Regions from separate parts of the Mus musculus genome. Here region 2 is linked to region 1. Evidence: chromatin loops called from intact Hi-C (ENCODE). Cell type or tissue: left cerebral cortex. All regions are shown on one strand. Each heading gives the region's core, and the rest is flanking DNA. Links, peaks and the distances in the headings are about the cores only. Region 1 has its middle 10 kb from the start of Phf3. Region 2 has its middle 73 kb from the start of Phf3.

Region 1 (8,715 bases), core at 350-8,349:
TGTCCATTCCTCATGTACTTAGTGGGATAGATAAACATGTGAGCCAATTAAGGAAGCTGTGGGTGTGTGGGGAGAGTGGCACAGAGGAGATGGCCTTACAATTGTAGTCTTTAAAAGGTTCCTACTGCTTACAAAGGACTGGGGTAGAGGGAGGCTTACTTTATCTGATCTTGCCTTACTAGCTACTCTCTGCTGACCACTGGTATGTGATGGCAATTATCCATTCCTGAATAGGGAGGGCACTTCCTTTTATCCATGAATCATGTGGAAGGCTCACCTGGCTAGCCATGCTTGGAAGGAAAGTCAATATGGGAGAAAGCCTGTCAGGATACAGTGTTCTGGGTGAGACTGTGATGTTCAATGGTTATCTCACTAAAAAAGTTCTAGATAATTTATGCCTCTGTTTTCATCTCATGTTGGAACATAAAAATACTTAAACCTTTTCTAAACTAACATGACAGTGTGTATCTTCAAAATGGTTTCCACAGAAAATTTTACTACACAAATGTTGTACTTTATTTTTTAAAATACTTGATTACGTTGACTTATGTTGCAGGGTAGGTGTGTGGGCCATGATATAGGTGTGGAGGCCAGTGGCCAATTGCAGGAATTGGCTTTCTTCGATTATATCAGATTTCAACCTTCAAAATGGCATGACCCTTTAACACAGTTCCTTGTGCTGTGGTGACCCCTAACCATAAAATTATTTTTTTAAAAAATATTTATTTATGTATTATATGTAAGTACACTGAAGCTGTCTTCAGACACTCCAGAAGAGAGCATCAGATTTCGTTATAGATGGTTGTGAGCCACCATGTGGTTGCTGGGATTTGAATTCAGGACCTTTGGAAGAGCAGTCGGCAATCTTAACCGCTGAGCCATCTCACCAGCCCCATAAAATTATTTTTGTTGCTACTTTATAACTGTAATTTTGCTACTGTTAAGAATCATAATGTAAATAGTTTTGGAGATAGAGGTTTGTCAAAAAGTTGCAACCTACAGGTTGAGAACCCCTGGTCTACCATATGGACCCCAGGGTTTGAACTCAGGTGGTCAGGCTTGGTGCCTTTCTTGCTGAGCCATCTGTAGCCAGCTCCAAATGCCCAATTATGTTTATGATTTGTATATTCTCAGACCAGAGTGGCACCATCTGGAGGTGTGGCCTGGTTGGAATAGGTGTGTCATTGTCAGTGTGGGCTTAAGACTCTCACCCCAGTTGCCTGGAAGTCAGTCTTCCACTAGCAGCCTTTGATGAAGACATAGAACTCTCAGCTCTGCCTGTGCCTTGACAGCCTGGATGCTGCCATGCTCCCACCTTGATGATAATGGACTGAACCTCTGAACCTGTAAGCCAGCCCCAATTAAATGTTTTTTTATAAGACTTGCCTTGGTCATGGTGTCTTTTCACAGCAGTAAAACCCTGACTAAGACACATCCTAAGTTAAAACTGCTGGGTTTGGCCTGTGGTGGCGCATACCTTTAATCCCAGCACTCAGAAGGCAGAGGCAGGTGGATTTCTGAGTTCGAGGCCAGCCTGGTCTACAAAGTGAGTTTCAGGACAGCCAGGACTATACAGAGAAACCTTGTCTCGGAAAAACCAAACCAAACAAACAAACTGCTGGGTTTGAAGGTATAAAGCCTGAACCATCTCCAATTTGACCTTTTGAATAGTCCTGAGTGATGGGTACACCCAGTGCAGGGAGACACTGGAAGGTGCCAGCTGTTGTCCCAGAGAGAGTGTCCAAGTGGCACAATGCCAACAGAGACTACAGGATCTAGCACCTGTGACATGATGCTTCTGTGTTATGGCACCAAGACATTGGAAAATTGACAACCGTGTTCTGAGTCCCCAACCTTGCCTAGCCTCCTTGTGAACCATGATCCTTTTGTCCTAAGAGTGCCTTGGTCAGAGGCCAGCAACAAGAGGTCACCCTAGAATGAGAGCCTTAATGGCTGGAGGACCAGCAAGGGTCACACCCACAAACTGTGATGCAAAACTCTGGCCCCCAGAGGCCCCAGGGATCTCCAGAATTTAAGGCAGGACATCAAACAGGACAGCCAACAGGGACTTGTAGGGGCTTGTTCTATCTATGGCAACAATGGTGTTTCAGACAAACATAATCTTTTGCCTAAGGCTGGGCAAGCCTAGTCCCTTGTCTGCTGCTCAGCTGTTCAAGAAAGAGCAGATGAGCCCCCAGGGCTGCTTGGGTTGGCAATCAAGACTGATTTGGGCATTTGTATTATATACTGTCTTCCTTGGCTTTATTTTAATTGGACTTTGTTTTGCAAGGTCCAAATTGTGGCATTTTCCCATAATTTTCGGTCAACTATAAATACACACTATTAGTTTTGTGTTCTACTAAATTCATGTCTTAAGTTAGACTTTAATGCTACTCGTATCATCTGATATTAGCCATTAAGTGTTTTAAAGGACCCGTGGGTGGTTATTGCCATTAATAACCCAGGACTCCTTTCTTTTGTAACCCATGACATGGGTAAAAGACAAAATACTCTTAAAAAAGAAGAAAAGCCTAGTAGTGGACAAATGTGGATTTGGGTACCTGATTGAAAAAAAAAAGATACAAATACCATGTTTATATCAAAGATGCTGAGGTTTTTTTGTTTTGTTTTTGTTTGTTGGGTTTTTTTTTGTTGTTGTTTGGATCAGAAATCTTTGATAGGTGAATGTGACTAAGCTATGACTGGTATTTTTATCTTCATTTTGTGTTTTGTCCTGAATTTATTAAGATTTGTCTGAAGAGATGTTTTTTGTCAATTCTTAAATCCTACCTCCTACCCCCCTTTAACAAGAGTTAGAATATTTTACTTTTTGCAATTCCTTACCAAACAATTCAAGTCAAAGTTTCTGATTATTCATTTCTATTTTTCTTTCTTACACACACACACACACACACACACACACCCGCATTTAAAACGACCGTGAAATAAAGACGTGTGGTTTAGATACTTACAGCAGGAGATGACATTCTAGAACTGCAGCTGACTGAGGACAACATAAGCTTCTTTGTAGATGTTTGCTATTAGCTACGAACTTACCAGAAGACAGAGAAGGTAAAGAGCAGGTCAACACATGCCTGTGGCTTGTTCTACCTCATGCTGATCTTACTATGCAAAGCATACTCGCTGTGAGGTTTAACCTAACAAAGTTTTTTTTTTTTTAAAGGAAGAGTTCAGACCTCAGGGTAAGGTGCTCCGCAAGTGCTGAAAACGTTGTAATTGTCTTTGCAGACTGAAGACTCAATCGTGGTCTTTAAGGGGCTCGTTTTGGTTACAGTGACCTACGACAGGCAACAGTTAAACCATAACACTTAACTGAAGGCTGGGATCGGGTAAACAAAACTGTTGTGGACTCCGTGTTTGCTCTCTGGATTTCAACACACTACTGAAGGACTCCAGGGGTTTTACCTTATAGTTGTGTCTATTGATACATTGGAAACTTAAGAAAAAAACATTTAAGAGATAACAAAAAGTAACCCTAAGTGCTATTGTCTGTCACAGATGCTATGATAGATCCTACTACAATGTATCAAGGCTGTTTGAAAACTTGAAGTGTATTTAACCGGTTCTCTGCAAGAAACTTTGACTCATTATGGTCAGAGGAATAAGGTATTTCTGGAAGGTAACATCTTGCAGGGGTCGTCCAAGGACTGCAGATCGTATTTTGAAGATTGCTTACCAAGAATTTTTTCCTTTTTTCTTTTCTTTTTTTTTTTGGTATTCAGGAATGTTTCTCTTTTAGAGACAGGGTGTGTCACTATGTAGCCTTGGCTGGCCTAGAACTCTTGAAGATCTGAATGCCTCTGCCTCTCCAGCACTGTGATGAACCACGCCTATCCCCCCAGGAACGTTTTCTTGAACCAGGCATTTGGAATTCTGAGACCATCCCAGCTAGTGGGCTGCAGGGTGGGGGCAGCGGCACCCGGAATACTCAGGCCTAACGGTTCCATTTTCATCTGACACCCAGTAAGTACAAGCACTAACGGGTCCGCTCTGCCTTGTCTGTTTTCCAGCTACTCCGCGTAGCAACCAGCGTGTGTTCCCCGCTCGGCCGCAGAGGCCTGGCAGAGCCTCGCGGGCGGCTGCGCGCAGGCTCTAGCGCGCAGGCGCGGCGCACGCTGCCCCAGCCCCCGGAACGGTAAACAGTGGCGTCACGTGACGCGGCCCCGCTCCTGCTCCCGCGCCGCCGCCGCCGCAAGCCGATGGCTGCGGGCTCTCGCGGCGCCGCACAGGCTCCACGAGGCGAGCGACCCCCGGGCTCAGGGAAGCAGCGACTGCAGCTCGGACGGGGAGGGCGGAGCGCAGGCCGGCCGTAGTGTCGTCACCGCGGCGGCGCGGGCCGGGGAGCCCCGAGCCCAGGCAGCAACGCCGACGCCCTGCGCGCACCCCCTCCGCGGCCCCCTCCTCCGCGGCCCCGCGGCCTCCATCTTCCTCTGGCTGCCGGTGGCAGCGCTCGTCTGCGGAGCGGGTGAGTGGCGGCGCCCGCCGCGACGGGCACTCGGTGGCCTCCCTCCCCCCACGCGGGCGGCCCGGGTCCTTTCCCCGCACCCCCACCTCGCGCAGCGGCCGCCTGATATTCCCGGGCCGTTCGGCCTCCCCGGCTCGCCCCGCCCCGCCCCAGCCTGCCCCGCCGTTTGGACCGCGAGCCCGAAGCGGCGGTGACGGCGCGGCCTCCGCGCGATCGCCGGGCCTCGGCTCTCGCCCGCGAGCGTGCCGGGTCTCTGTCGCCGCCGCGCGGGCAGGCGTCGCGGACTACTCCGGGTTCCAAGGCCCCGGGTCTCCGGCGCGGTGGCCGCAGCCCGCTCGCGGAGCCTGGCAGCCGGCCAGGGTCCCCGCCGAGGCCGACCCGCGCCCGAGGCCGGTCCCCGTCCCCGCATCCGGGGTGTCTGAGGCTGCGGATCGCGCGCTTTTGTGCTGGGGACCGGGACTGTGGGCCGGCTCCTTTTGACTAGTTTGAAATGGGAAGCCCGAAGAGTCCTGCTTGCCGACAGGACGTGTAATTTAATGAACCACTAGTCGATAAGTACGTGTTAATGGTGCTAAATAACTGATCATCTGACACCGGGCGGGGGTGGGGTACCCAGGGAGAGGAGAGAGTGTTGTAGCTCGCTCCAGCCAGAGGCTCTGTCCCCCAGGTGCCTCTTCTCCCTGTCTCTGGGTAGCTAAATGAGGTTTCCTAGTTGTTACAATTTGAATGTGTGTTTATTATTGCTATTGAGTAACCATTAGTAGAGCGCCGTTGCGGTTTGAGGGAGGTAGCAGTGCTTTAATGTCGGCCCGATGTTAGTCTTCATTCTTCCGACAGGTCTTTTTAAAAAAGGATCGAACAATCTAGACTTGCCCCACATTATGAATTTTGTTACCTTATTTTACACTAAAAAAAAAAACAAAAACTGATCACAGCAAATTGTACTGCTGTATTTAGTTCGTATTTTGCCATCAAACTTTGTCTTGTGTTTTCAATTTCCAAACCAACATCTCGGTTCCTGCCTTCTTAAAAATTCTTGTGTTTGGCATTTTGAAAACGTAGGTTACATTTAGTTGTTAAAAAGACAGATGAAACAGGAAGTGTTCTGTTGTAGCATCCTTATGTTTTTAATTTATAGTGCTATTTCAGAGCACAGAAGATGTTGAGAGAAAAACCAGTTATTTCAAACAGCAGTCCTTAGCATCTGACATACTTAGGTGGTAGTTTTTCTTCCCACTGTTTTCTTTGCCCGCCATTTGTATTCACAATAATTCTTAACTCCTCTTTGTCATTTCATGACCACTTACTTGCATGTGAGAACTCTAGTTTTCAATGACAACAGAATTGAGGAACCTTTGCTCTGATGAAGCCACAGAGATAATTCATTAGCAGCAGAAAGACTTGTTGCATAGGCGAAATGCGCCATTTAAAATGAATTAAGACCGGAAATTTTAAGTTTTATTTTTATAGTTGTGCCAGTGACCTGTCAAGAGGACAAGTGGCTCGTTGGTAGGGCTGAAGTTTTCTCCTGCCTGTTGTACACTTTATTGGTGTTTCCTGAAGAGCGTGTGTGGTGTAATTGGTTAGAGTGCTCATGCTTCCTAGTGGAAGAACAGTGTGCTTACCTAATGCACCACATTAGTTATATATGGGTAAGCTTCTTAGGTACATTTGTATGCTGTATATTTTCATATGCCATAAGAAAAAACTGGCCTATAAATGTAGGTAGGAATTAAGTTAGATTAAGAATTTTAGGCCAGAGAAGTTGAAACTATTTTAGCTAAAGCTACATTATTAAAATTTTAAACTTATATTCTGTTTTAGAATCAGCGAAGTGAAGAAAAGTTTGAGAGCTTTTGGTCTGTATATTATTGGCAAAAGTTGGAAGGCAGCAAGTGACAGTTCATTATCCAATCATAAAATCCTATTAAGAGTTTAGATTTTTGGAGAATCATACATATACACAGGTGTATACATAGGGAGACACAGACACTCACACAAACATGCACATGTACACAAATGTACACATTGAATTTGATGTCAGAAAGTTTGAAAGCATTATATTGGAGGGCTCTGCTGTGAGCCTTTATCATTGGGGAGAGCAGCTGCCTTGGTCCAGGGGAGAAAGTGAACTTGCAAACAAACAAACAAAAAAACAAAAGCAACAACAACAAAAAGCAAAAATAAAATGGAGAAGAGGAAGGCCAGTTTTCAGGTAGGAAAATAATAACTCACACTTGTGCAGACAGCATTGTATTTACACTGCTATGTTCATATATATGGCTGAGGATAGCTATAAATGGGATCCAGCACAGATACAAACTGAGAGAGAGAGAGAAAGAGAGAGAGAGAGAGAGAGAGAGAGAGAGATAGTTTAGATGTTTATTTTTATTGAGATATTTAGAAAACTTCTTTATTAATTAAAAGCAGGCCTACATTTTTGTTTCAGGTGTCAAAATAGGTAATAACTGGATTCCTTGGCAAGGTCATACAGTGTTTCTTTTCTGATGCATTTTGCTTTCTTTTCTTTTTTCTTTTTGTTTGTTCTTTTCTTTTTCTTTTTGTTACAGTGTTTTTCTTTGTAGCTGTGGAGGTCCTGGAACTCTGCAGACCAGGCTGACATCACAGAGATCCACCTGCCTCTATTGAGCACGCTGGGAGTAATTGTTGCTTGATTACATGTACTAGGGGATAGCAGAGCACTGGTTTGATTAAAAGTATCTGAAACCAAGCAGCTCTGACCAAAAAACAGGATTTAAAGACATTAGAGAAGCAATCAGTGTATTAAAATTTAAGGAGGCAAGTCAAGTGTTAGGAAAACATTGTATGAATTGCCAAGTACCATACATTATGTTTAGACAATTTTTTTTTGTTAGAGATAAGTATTATTTAAAACAGTATCTCACTACATAGCCTTGGCTGGCCTGAAGTACAGTGTATAGAGTGGTGGGCTCAAACTCAGAGATCTGCCTGTATTGGTGGGCACCTCCATACTTCAGGAATTACATTTTTGATCATTTGCACTGTGAAGAAAAGCTCTAAGAAAATAGTTGAGACTTAAATATTGCCCAGAAGTTTTCATCTGTTGACATAATCACATATATCAGACAGTTTTGAATGGCATGATAGATGACATAGACAGGCTAAGCATAATACTGTAATTGGTATTAGTGTGGGTGGACATGTGAAACCAAGGAGTAGGGAGAAAATACATTCAGAACTTCAGCTGGGAAGTTTACTTTCCTCCAGACGATGTGTGCATATGCACTGAGTGTAGCCATACTACTTTTTATGTGTATAGTGTGGCAAAGTACATACTTCCTGCTTTATTTTTAAAGAAAAGTGGGGTATTTGCTTAGCAATTTTACAGATTTTGTTGTGTTATTAAAGTTATAGAAACAATGTTTTATGTAAGGAGAGTGCATAAAATAAAATGTAGAAGTGCTGGCTCAGAAATCATGCTGCCTGTATTGTATTTTGAGGATATTGGGTATGTGAGCTTTGGAAAATTACATAACCATTTGAGTTTGAATTGCTCTTCTATAGAAGAGACATACTAATTGTACCCACTTTACAGACTCTGATATTTAAGTGCTAAGTGTATGTTGGTCTGGCTGTTAGTACCCATTCTATGACGGTACTTCTGCACTTAATTCAAACTTGTACTGCTGTTGAATGCTATGTAAAAGATGAAATGATGGTAAAATTTAAAAAGAACTTTTTCCTTTTACTGCTTTTGACTGGTCCAGTTCTGATTTTGCCAGGTTCGGCTTCTGCCTGCTAGTTCTTTCTCTAAGTTCATAGGTCTGCTTTAGTCTTTGGGGTCCTCATAGGCAGAGTGGCATTTATCTGTTTTTTTGGGTAAATTCACACAGACTTAATCGTCATGTTTCCCTTTATGAGGTTTTGCTGGTAGATTCTAATTCATATAACTGAAACAGAATTTGAAGTTTGTAGAGCAGTTACTTATAGGATTGTACCTAAATATTTCAGTTTTCTTTGACTATTCTAGAAGGATAACCTAGTATTTATCTATAGATTTTTTAAAAATTTAAAATAATTTAAATTTGTGTGGGTGCTTTGTCTGCATATGTGCCTGCTTCCTACAGAGGCCAAAAGAGAGTCTCAGTTCCCCTGGGACTTGAGTTACAGTTCTAAGCAAGGATGTGGGTGCTGGGAATTGGACGTGGGTCCTGTGTAAGGAATAGCAGCCAACTCTACCTCCTTAT
Region 2 (8,715 bases), core at 302-8,301, 84 kb after region 1:
AAAATTAAAACAGTGAAATTGTTTGAGATATTTTCCACTTTCCTGCCTCCCAACCGTTCCATACAGCCCTGCTCACTCGCAAATCGGTTGCATCTGTTTCATTAATCGGTATATGAACATGTACATGCATATGTATACGAATGTGTATATGTATACCAAAAGTGTACATGTTTTAACACTCCATCTCATGAGTAAGTGGTAAGTTTTGCTTTTAACACTAAGGTTCTGCTTATACTGTGACCAGAGAATCATTCAAACATTCAAAAAGCCATGTATATACTAAGACAAATGGTAGTTATGTCCCATGGCCAATAGGAGAAAGGGGGCGAGATTATATGTTGCGTGGGTTTTACGTTCAATTAAAGAGCTGTTGTTACTGCCAAGGACTGTGTACCACCATAACCCTTAGGGTTATTGTGCCATGCTTCTCACTGCTGGGGTTCACAGGCACACAGCTGGGTTGGACTGTTGCTTGCTTTGTCCCTTTGGAAGCTTGTGTGATGCCTTCTTTTACCATGTAAGCTAGTCTGCACGGAGGAAGCTTGCAGGTCAGTTCCAGTTCAGGAGCTTGTGAATGCTGTATCTGAATGAAGCGCATGATGTCTTCACCAATAGGCAGATCTGTGGGGGGACTGCCTTGATTATGTTCAGATGAAGCTGGGACCACTGTGGTGCCAACCGTTTCCTGGGCAGCGGTCTCTGAACTGTGTAAATGTGGAGAGAGGGAGCCAGGCAGTAGCATGCAAGCATGAATGCATCATTCTTTGCTTTGGACTATAGATGTAATGTAACCAGCTGCTTCAAGTTCCTGCTGTCTGGACTTCTCCCACAATGATGGATTATAACCCGGAATAGTGAGCTAAATGATCTTTCTTCCTTAAGTTGCCGTTTTCAGAGTATTTTATCACAGCAACAGGAAGGCAAGCAAGACATTGTGCCTTGTGCGTGGGCTTCCAAAGAGACACTGCAATCCAAGCATGATTTAAAAATATTTCCTCTTTAAGGTTATTTTCTGTTTTTTTTTTTTTTTTTTTTTTTTTCAAGGACTCAATCAGAAAGCTGACTAAGGAAAAGCTTTTACAGCTTAAGTGAGGGAGGGAGTGTTCCGATGCCCCTTGAATATGAGTGGGTCTCCCCAAAGAAGTAGGTAGAGGCTACAAATAGGATGCGACAGGACCCCAGCTGAGTAAGGCAGATCTGTCATCTTGAAAGTAGCTGCCAGGTGTTTCCTCTGTTGCTCGCTGAGAGAAACTCCGGAAAGGTTCAGGTTTCTGAGTAACCTGTGATCTCACTCTTGCAGTGAATCATCCTTAAAGAGCTTCGTCATGAACACAGGATGGTTGAAGAAGAGTTCAGCAAACTGCTTCTCTTAGATCACTGATCTACTGGGTTCTGCCTCTCTCCTGTTCTACTCAGTGCTAAGGGTTATTCCAGGAAGGAAGTTTTCAGAGAGGAATAAATAATAGGTAATAACTTAAGTGTTACCGATATTGAACAAACTCCACGGCCACTCTATGATCTTGGTATTATAAAAAGGACCCCAGTCTTCCAGATACATTTCCCATTTGTTCAGTATTGCCTGGCACCAGGCCAGCATGGAAATCCAAAAAAGATTGGACTAATTGGTAACATAGAAACAGCTGGATTGTAATACTGCAGCACCAGATTTACTGAACCATAGATTCTGAAACTAGAAAATCTTTGAGGGGGGATATATCTCATCAGAACACATGGGACCAGATCGGGGCTCCATTGCTCCAGGGATCTAGGGAAAAGTTTCAATGACTTGTGATTTATTGAAACGAACCAGTGTGCTTTTTTCCTTCAGATCTGCCTGGGGGCTCTGTCATTCTTATTCCTGATGATATCTTGGGTAAAGTCCCTCAACTCTTTGATCATTTTCAGGTCTCAGGGAAATGTTTTCTGTTTTTAAACATCCCATTGAATCTGAACCGTATTCCCCATCTTCTACTTAAGTCTAACTTGAGTTGTATTTGATGCAGGCTTGAAAGGTGATGGGAAAGTGGGGCAGGTCTCATATGGACTGTGTTGCATTTTCTTGTTTCTGCTGCTCAATGCCCCACTTGGCTGTGTTGGGCTTCTCTAAGAACATTTTGAGGATCCGTGATTAAAAAAAAAAAAAAAAAAGTAGGGCATGTCTTCCTTGTCTACAACTGCTTGGTCTAGCTGCTGGATGTGGTCTCCCTGCAGTTACAATGTTGCTATTTAGATGCCCTTTCCAGTTACAATGTTGCTGTTTAGATACTCTTTCCACTCTGAAGTTACTGAAAAGACTAACATCTCTCTGAGCTTGTGAGACGCCACTTCTCCTTGAGATAATTTACCTCTTTGGTCAATGGCTTCTCTTAGCCATTCCCACGAGGCTCCTGCTGTGTGTGTTCTTTGTGGAAGTGCACCTGTGAGCCCCAGATGCCCTGCTACTGCCCTGCCATCAGGGAAAACTTCAGTCAGACTCTTGCCTGGAAGATACTTTAGATGTAGATCAGGTGCTCCTGACTCTTTACTCCAGGGAACTCAGGTCTGTTTCTGACATATTTCTCCCTCTCTCTACTCTGGTTCAGTAGAGTGTGTCAGTGTGGATTGGCAGAAGCTGTCCATGGGGAAGAAATTGTGAGTCTTCTCTGGCATGGGTCTCTGTTTTCTGTGAATACTTTTAATATTATTTTCCTTTTTTAAAATGTACATTCAAATCCTTCCTCTTATTGTGTACAATCTTCTTTCAGAAGTTTATTTTCATTAAAAGTTTCGGTTCTCATCATACCGCCTTTTTTACACATAGGCTGGAGATGGATGATAGGACCTGTTTAGTTCCTGTATCCATATGGATGACCTCCTGTCTCCTCTTATGCATTGTCCTTGAGAGCTTTGTGGATGCTTGTGTGATTCCCAAGTGGGATGCTCCTTTGTATTTGTAGATGACATTCTGCCATTGGACCTTTCCCATGGCTTAGATCCATCAAATTGTCCAACAATTCATTCGTTAAAAGACACTGGGGTTATTTCCAGTTCAGTGCCTTAAAAATAAATCTATTATGACCATTCATAGATGTGTTTTTGTGTGAGCATAATTTTGAATTTTAGAAATATGAAGATTTTAGTATAAATGTTTGGTTCTAGGGATGATGTGTACTTTTGTTTTAAACAAGGAACTTGTTTAAAAGGAGGATTACTTTTAGTTCTCAACCTGAGACAATCTCAAATCATCTAGAAATGAAGTCTAAATAAAGGATTGTCTAAATTGGGTTGACCTGTAGGCATGTCTGTGGTGAGGGTTGTCTTATTAATTCACATAGGAAGACCATGTCCACTATGGGCGGCACCAAACCTAGCAGGGGATCCTGGACTGCACAAATGTAGAGAGCAAGCTGAGCACTAATAGGCACTCATGTGTTTATTCCCTTTGCTCTGAGTGTGAATGTGATGTGAGCGGTTGTTTTAAGATCCTCTTGTCTCAGATTCCCCTAAATGATGAACTGTAACCTGCAATGGTGAAAAAAAAAAGCCCTCCTCCTTTAAGTTGCATTGTGTTAAGATATTTTATCACAGCAACAGAAATCAAATGGTGATGCTGCCAACCCAGCTTTCTAGAGTGACTGTACCATGTTACAGTCTGCATAGACTGTACTGTGTGACAAAGATTTTCCAAGTTTTTATCCTCATGTGGAACCATCATGTTATTATTATTATTTTTGTCATTCCAGTAGATATGTCAGGCTATCTAATTATCCATAAACTATTTTTAGACTTTTGAGTTTACACAAACTAGTTATTCTCAGCTTTGAGGCATCATGTGAGACTTAGCAAATAAGAAACATTCAATTTAAATCTGTTGCATGTTCCTTCAGATATCCTCTGACTTAGTATAGTCTACAATCTCCCAGGAAGGCATTGCCTTATTAGTCACATGTAATTTGGCAGGAGCAGCTCACATTGCACCTGTCTACTCTCATGTAATCTGTATCTATTGGGCAGATCTGGCAGAATGGTAGGGTGTCTGCCAGAAATCTATTTGCATATGAGACGTACACATTTTCTAGGAGACTGACAACTCATCTTAAAGACAGAGCCAGGCAGACAGGTTTTCCTACTAATAAAAAACCCTCCACATTTGCAGCAAGAAGATCAGACAGGTTTTGTGGCCAGTTGGATTGATTTTCAAACTCTATGCCAAATTTATTTCCTAAGTTGAGCATAGAAAAGTAGAAGAGGCTGAAATTAAAGATAGAAATGTCATTCTTGCAGAATTTGACTTTAGGTTCAAAGAAGAACCAACACAGGACTCAAGAAGCTGAGCATAATGTACAAAGGGAAAGTCTTACTTCTTCAGAGAAACACTGTGGAGCTCTGACCCTTGACTTCACTAGCAACAACAGGTGAGGTACCCAATAGGGAGACTTAAGGTAGCTATGGAATACCACTCTTTGAGGCAGAAACTGTGAGAGAAGCCGTCTGAAAATATTTGTAGAAAGGCAGAGGAGATGACTCATTGGGTATAAACACATGGTCTGCCAGCATGAGGAGCTGAGTTTTAATCCTCAGCACCCCAGTAAAGAGCTATGTATGGGTGTATATACTGGTCCTATGCCCAGCATAGGTAGGCACAGACAGGTTGATGCTGAGAACTGATTGGCCTGCCAGCATAGCTAAAATGGCAAGCTTCTAGTTAGTTCAGTGAGAGACCCTGTGTCAGGGCAATAAGGTGGCTTCCATATACATATCCACACAGATGTATGTGTGTGTACCCTCATGCAGTACACACACACACACACACACACACACACACACACACACACACACATTTGGTAGGTGCTGGGAAGAAGTATGTTTTGTATACTAATTGGAATTCCCTGTTTAAGACTCTATGGGTACTGCAGTACTCCAAACTAGCACACAAGAAACAGTGAACTACGACAATGCCCAGATATAGAAATAGATATTACAGTTTAGTGATTCCCACCTTCCTTCTTTATTTCCTCATGGCCGTTTTCTTCCTTTCTGTTCTGTTTTTTTTGGGAAGGGCAATGCCAAGGTTTCAACTCAGGGTCTTGTACACGGTAATCCAGCATTCTGTCACCAAGGTACATCTCAGTCCTTTTTCTTTTTCGTTATACTATTAGTTTTGGTCCAGGAGGAACAAGCCAGTAAGCAGCAGGCTGCCATAACCTCTGATTCAGCTCCTGCCTTCCAGTTACTGCCATGTTTGAAGTCTTGCCAGGACTTCCCCTTAGTGATCACTGTACTGTGGAATTTCACACTGAAATTAACCCTGTCCTTCCCAAGTTGTTTATGATCATGTTTTATTACAGTGACAGAAACCCTAAAAACCAACAATATACAACCAATAACTTTGTATTTAGCACATGCATCTTATAATAATAATATTTGAGAACAAATCAAGACATTTGCTTACAACTCAGGTCAATCAAACTCATCTTAATTATCCAAAAAAAAAAAAAAAAAAAAAAAGAAGAAGGAAAGAAAGAAAGAGAGAGAAAGAAAGAAAAAAGAGGGCTGGAGATATAACTCAGTGGTTAAGAGCACTGACTGCTCTTCCGAAGGTCCTGAGTTCATATCCTAGCAACCACATGGTGGCTCACAACCATCAGTACAACTACAGTGTAATCTTATGCATAAAATAAATAAAAAAAGGGGGGGGGAGCAACAAAACCAAACACAAAAAGCTTCTTTAAAAAAATATTCAAAAAAAGAGATCATCAATTTAAACCCATTTAAACCATAGTATCATTGCTCTGTATTGAAATATATTTTGTTGTGTTAATAATAACAACAAAATTATGCTAATTGTTTGAGAAATTTTAACTGACGAGTAAGTATTTAGGATGTACAACATGATATGGGTTGACATGTAGGATGGTGAGACACTACTACCTTTATACCTATACTTATTTTTGTGGCCAGACCACCTAGCAATCCTCAACACGGTAATGTAAGTCTCTGTGATCTACAATAGAGCCCTTGAACTTCTTCTTGCTTTACGGAGATCTTGTGTCCTCTGACTAACAACTCCCCCATCCTCCCGTGTTCCAGCCAAAGGTAATACACCTTCTATGAGCTTAAATTTTCAGTGTTCACTTGTTACATGTTTGCCTTCGTGTCTGCTCTTGTGTCTGCATTACTTCACATAACAGATGCCTTCTGGGTCATTCATGATAGTATAGAATTTCCTTTTTTTTTTTTTTTGAGACTGGATCATATTCCACAGTTTATGCATATACATTTTACCCAATCTGTTTGGTGGATAATTTACTTTCTTAAATTACTTTAGTGTCACCATATAATAATGTTATATTTATTTACATTTTTGATGAAACAATTCTCCAGAATATTTTAACTAAACCAATCTCTCTTCCTCCTGCCCTCCTTGTTGATAATAGCCACAATGAGAACAAGACAATATATTGATCTGCTTTTGGTTTCCATTTTTTCCTGATCATTGGTGGTTTTGTTTTTTTCATATGCTGCTTGCTAGTCATTTGTTAAACCATTGGACCCCTCAAATCTCTTCTGATAGCTTGGGCACCCTGGGGTCTTCTTGTAGAACTTTAGCTCTGGCATTATGTATCCTGATCCCTTTGGGGTTTTGTTTTGTTTTGACACACGTTTTTTACCATGTCCCTTTGGCTAGAACTTGCTGTATAGATCAGGCTCTTTTCAAACTCACGGAGATCCACCTGCCTCTGCCTTCCCACGGCTGCGACTTAAAGGAGTGTGGTACCTAGTACACCTGGCTCACTTAGTTTCAAGTCGGCTTATGGACTCTGGTGCTAGCCTGTCAAGTGAGACAAAAATGAGTCTCCTCTGCTGGTGTTGAGACAGAACAGACAGTGAACCCCAGACACTCTTCATTTTCCTTTCAGAGGAAGGAGAGCGGGCACAGATGGTTTCTGCGTCTGCTTTGCCTGCTCTGTGGGACAGAGACACAGTACTCATGGCTGAATCGTTTAGCCCTTTCTCTGGACTCTTGCTTTGTTTAGCAAAGGCTGAGTCATTAGATTTTGAGGAGAATAGGGCTTTTGTTTGTTTTGTTTTGTTCTGCTTTTTTGAGACAGGGTCTTTATGTAGTCCTGGTCATCCCGGCAGACTAGATTGGCTTCAAACTCTTCCTGCTTCTGCTTACCAAGTGCTGGTATTAAAGAAATACACCACCACGCCAGGCAATCCTGGCTTCCTTTGAATATCTGGAGTTAATCTGGAGTCTTTGTAAGGATAGAAGGTTGGAGCCTGGTGTACATCCCCGGCCTCCACATAGCTTTTAAAGTAGTCCTCTTCAAATGCTTAGCTCTGTTCTTTGCCTGCCCTTAGAAATGTTGATACTGCTCTACCTCGGCTGCAGCCTCTCTGCTCATTTCATAGCCAAATAGGTTCAATGCCATTAAACGGAATACAACCTCGTGTCCTCTGTGGTGGCTATAGGACTTCTAAAATAGATGATCAAAAATAATTTTTATTTAGGTGTTGGTGTGAGTGTACGCTATCTGCCCGATGCCAATGGGGAAGAGAAGAGAGTGTCCGATCCTCTGGAATAGGATAGAGCTCGTGAGCTGCCTGGTGGGAGGGCTGGGGACTGAATTACTCCCTTCCTCTGAATAGCAAGAATAGCAAGCTCCCCAGCCTCTAAAAATAGACGAATTCCATATCACTGCTCTTTAAAATGAACTCAAAATAGATTGATAGCTCAGTGTCTCCGCATACTACAACCCTCAAGTTCAGTTGGGTAGCCCGCATGTATACGGCTTTGTTCTCAGGAAACCACACTGTTCTGTTCTTTCTGTAGTTTCTTGTGTCATATTTAATGAAGAACACGTTGAATCTAGCACGCGCTAGCTGTTCTCCGGACCCATAGCTATGTTCTGTGCATTTAATCAGAGAAGAAGAAATGAGAGCTCTTTGATACTTTCGGTAGCATTTAGGCCTGTGCATGAATGCAGACCGTTTCACTGCTGCCTCTTTAAGCTTCAGCCCAGTAAGAATCTAACGGGTAGAAAAGACCTTTTTTCCCCATCCAGAACAGTGTCAACTCTTAGTACTTCACATCTCCTCTTTAACTTTAGCAATTTGTACACATTTGGTGATTGTGAAAGAAGAGGAAGCTAGGCATCTCTGTCCTTGCTGGAAGTATGGGTTACAGTCAGATTCTACCGGGAGTTGGGTGAACGATTGAACCTGTTTGGCTAATTGCTGACAGACAGAATGGTTAAGTGCCAATGCCTGAAAGAATGAATTTATTCCTTAGGTGGATGTTCTTCAACACCCAGATGGACAATGTTGAACAATTTCATTGTAACAATTTAACATATTTACTTATCTGGGTGGCTCTTTTGTTCTAAGTGATCCTTGGAGAGCCATTCAGATCATATGTTGTTTAAAAATTAAGTCTTCTGCATGGTCACATTATTGTTTTATAGCACTCAGACGTCTGGTAATTTCTGCTGCCAGAGGCTCCTGGAAGAGATGCTCTCCCATGTTTTGTGGAGAAGAGTTTGAGGATTTGAACAGGTGCTAAGTTAAACTTTCTAATGTTTATAGTAACTCACCAGAAGCCTGGAAAACAAACCATGTGCAATCCTTTCAATAATTGGGACTCTTTTTATTTCGATGCAAAAACTTGGCTGACACAATTAACATCCAAGAATAACATTCTAATAAAAACATTAAATGATTTCCCTAGAGAAC

Evidence for each region. Peaks named below come from ENCODE experiments on the same cell type or tissue, not always from the same donor. Only the 100,000 strongest peaks of a DNase experiment are listed, where the experiment ranks them.
Region 2: a loop joins it to region 1, with 2.3 times the contacts of the local background. A loop is called at or near these places in 7 of 42 quality-filtered maps.

Annotation. Positions count from the first base shown.
Region 1 is chr1:30,869,349-30,878,063 of GRCm38, reverse strand. It overlaps a transcript of Phf3 not described here and Gm7256. Among named protein-coding and RNA genes, the nearest start is that of Phf3, 10 kb to the right of the region's middle. In left cerebral cortex, for the core only: a CTCF peak has its summit at 4,129; DNase peaks (open chromatin) are centred at 4,120, 4,370 and 4,725; H3K4me3 peaks cover 2,609 bases; H3K27ac peaks cover 1,863 bases.
Region 2 is chr1:30,785,696-30,794,410 of GRCm38, reverse strand. It overlaps the pseudogene Gm2914. Among named protein-coding and RNA genes, the nearest start is that of Phf3, 73 kb to the left of the region's middle. In left cerebral cortex, for the core only: no CTCF peak of the experiment used is centred there; DNase peaks (open chromatin) are centred at 898, 1,223, 4,114 and 4,507.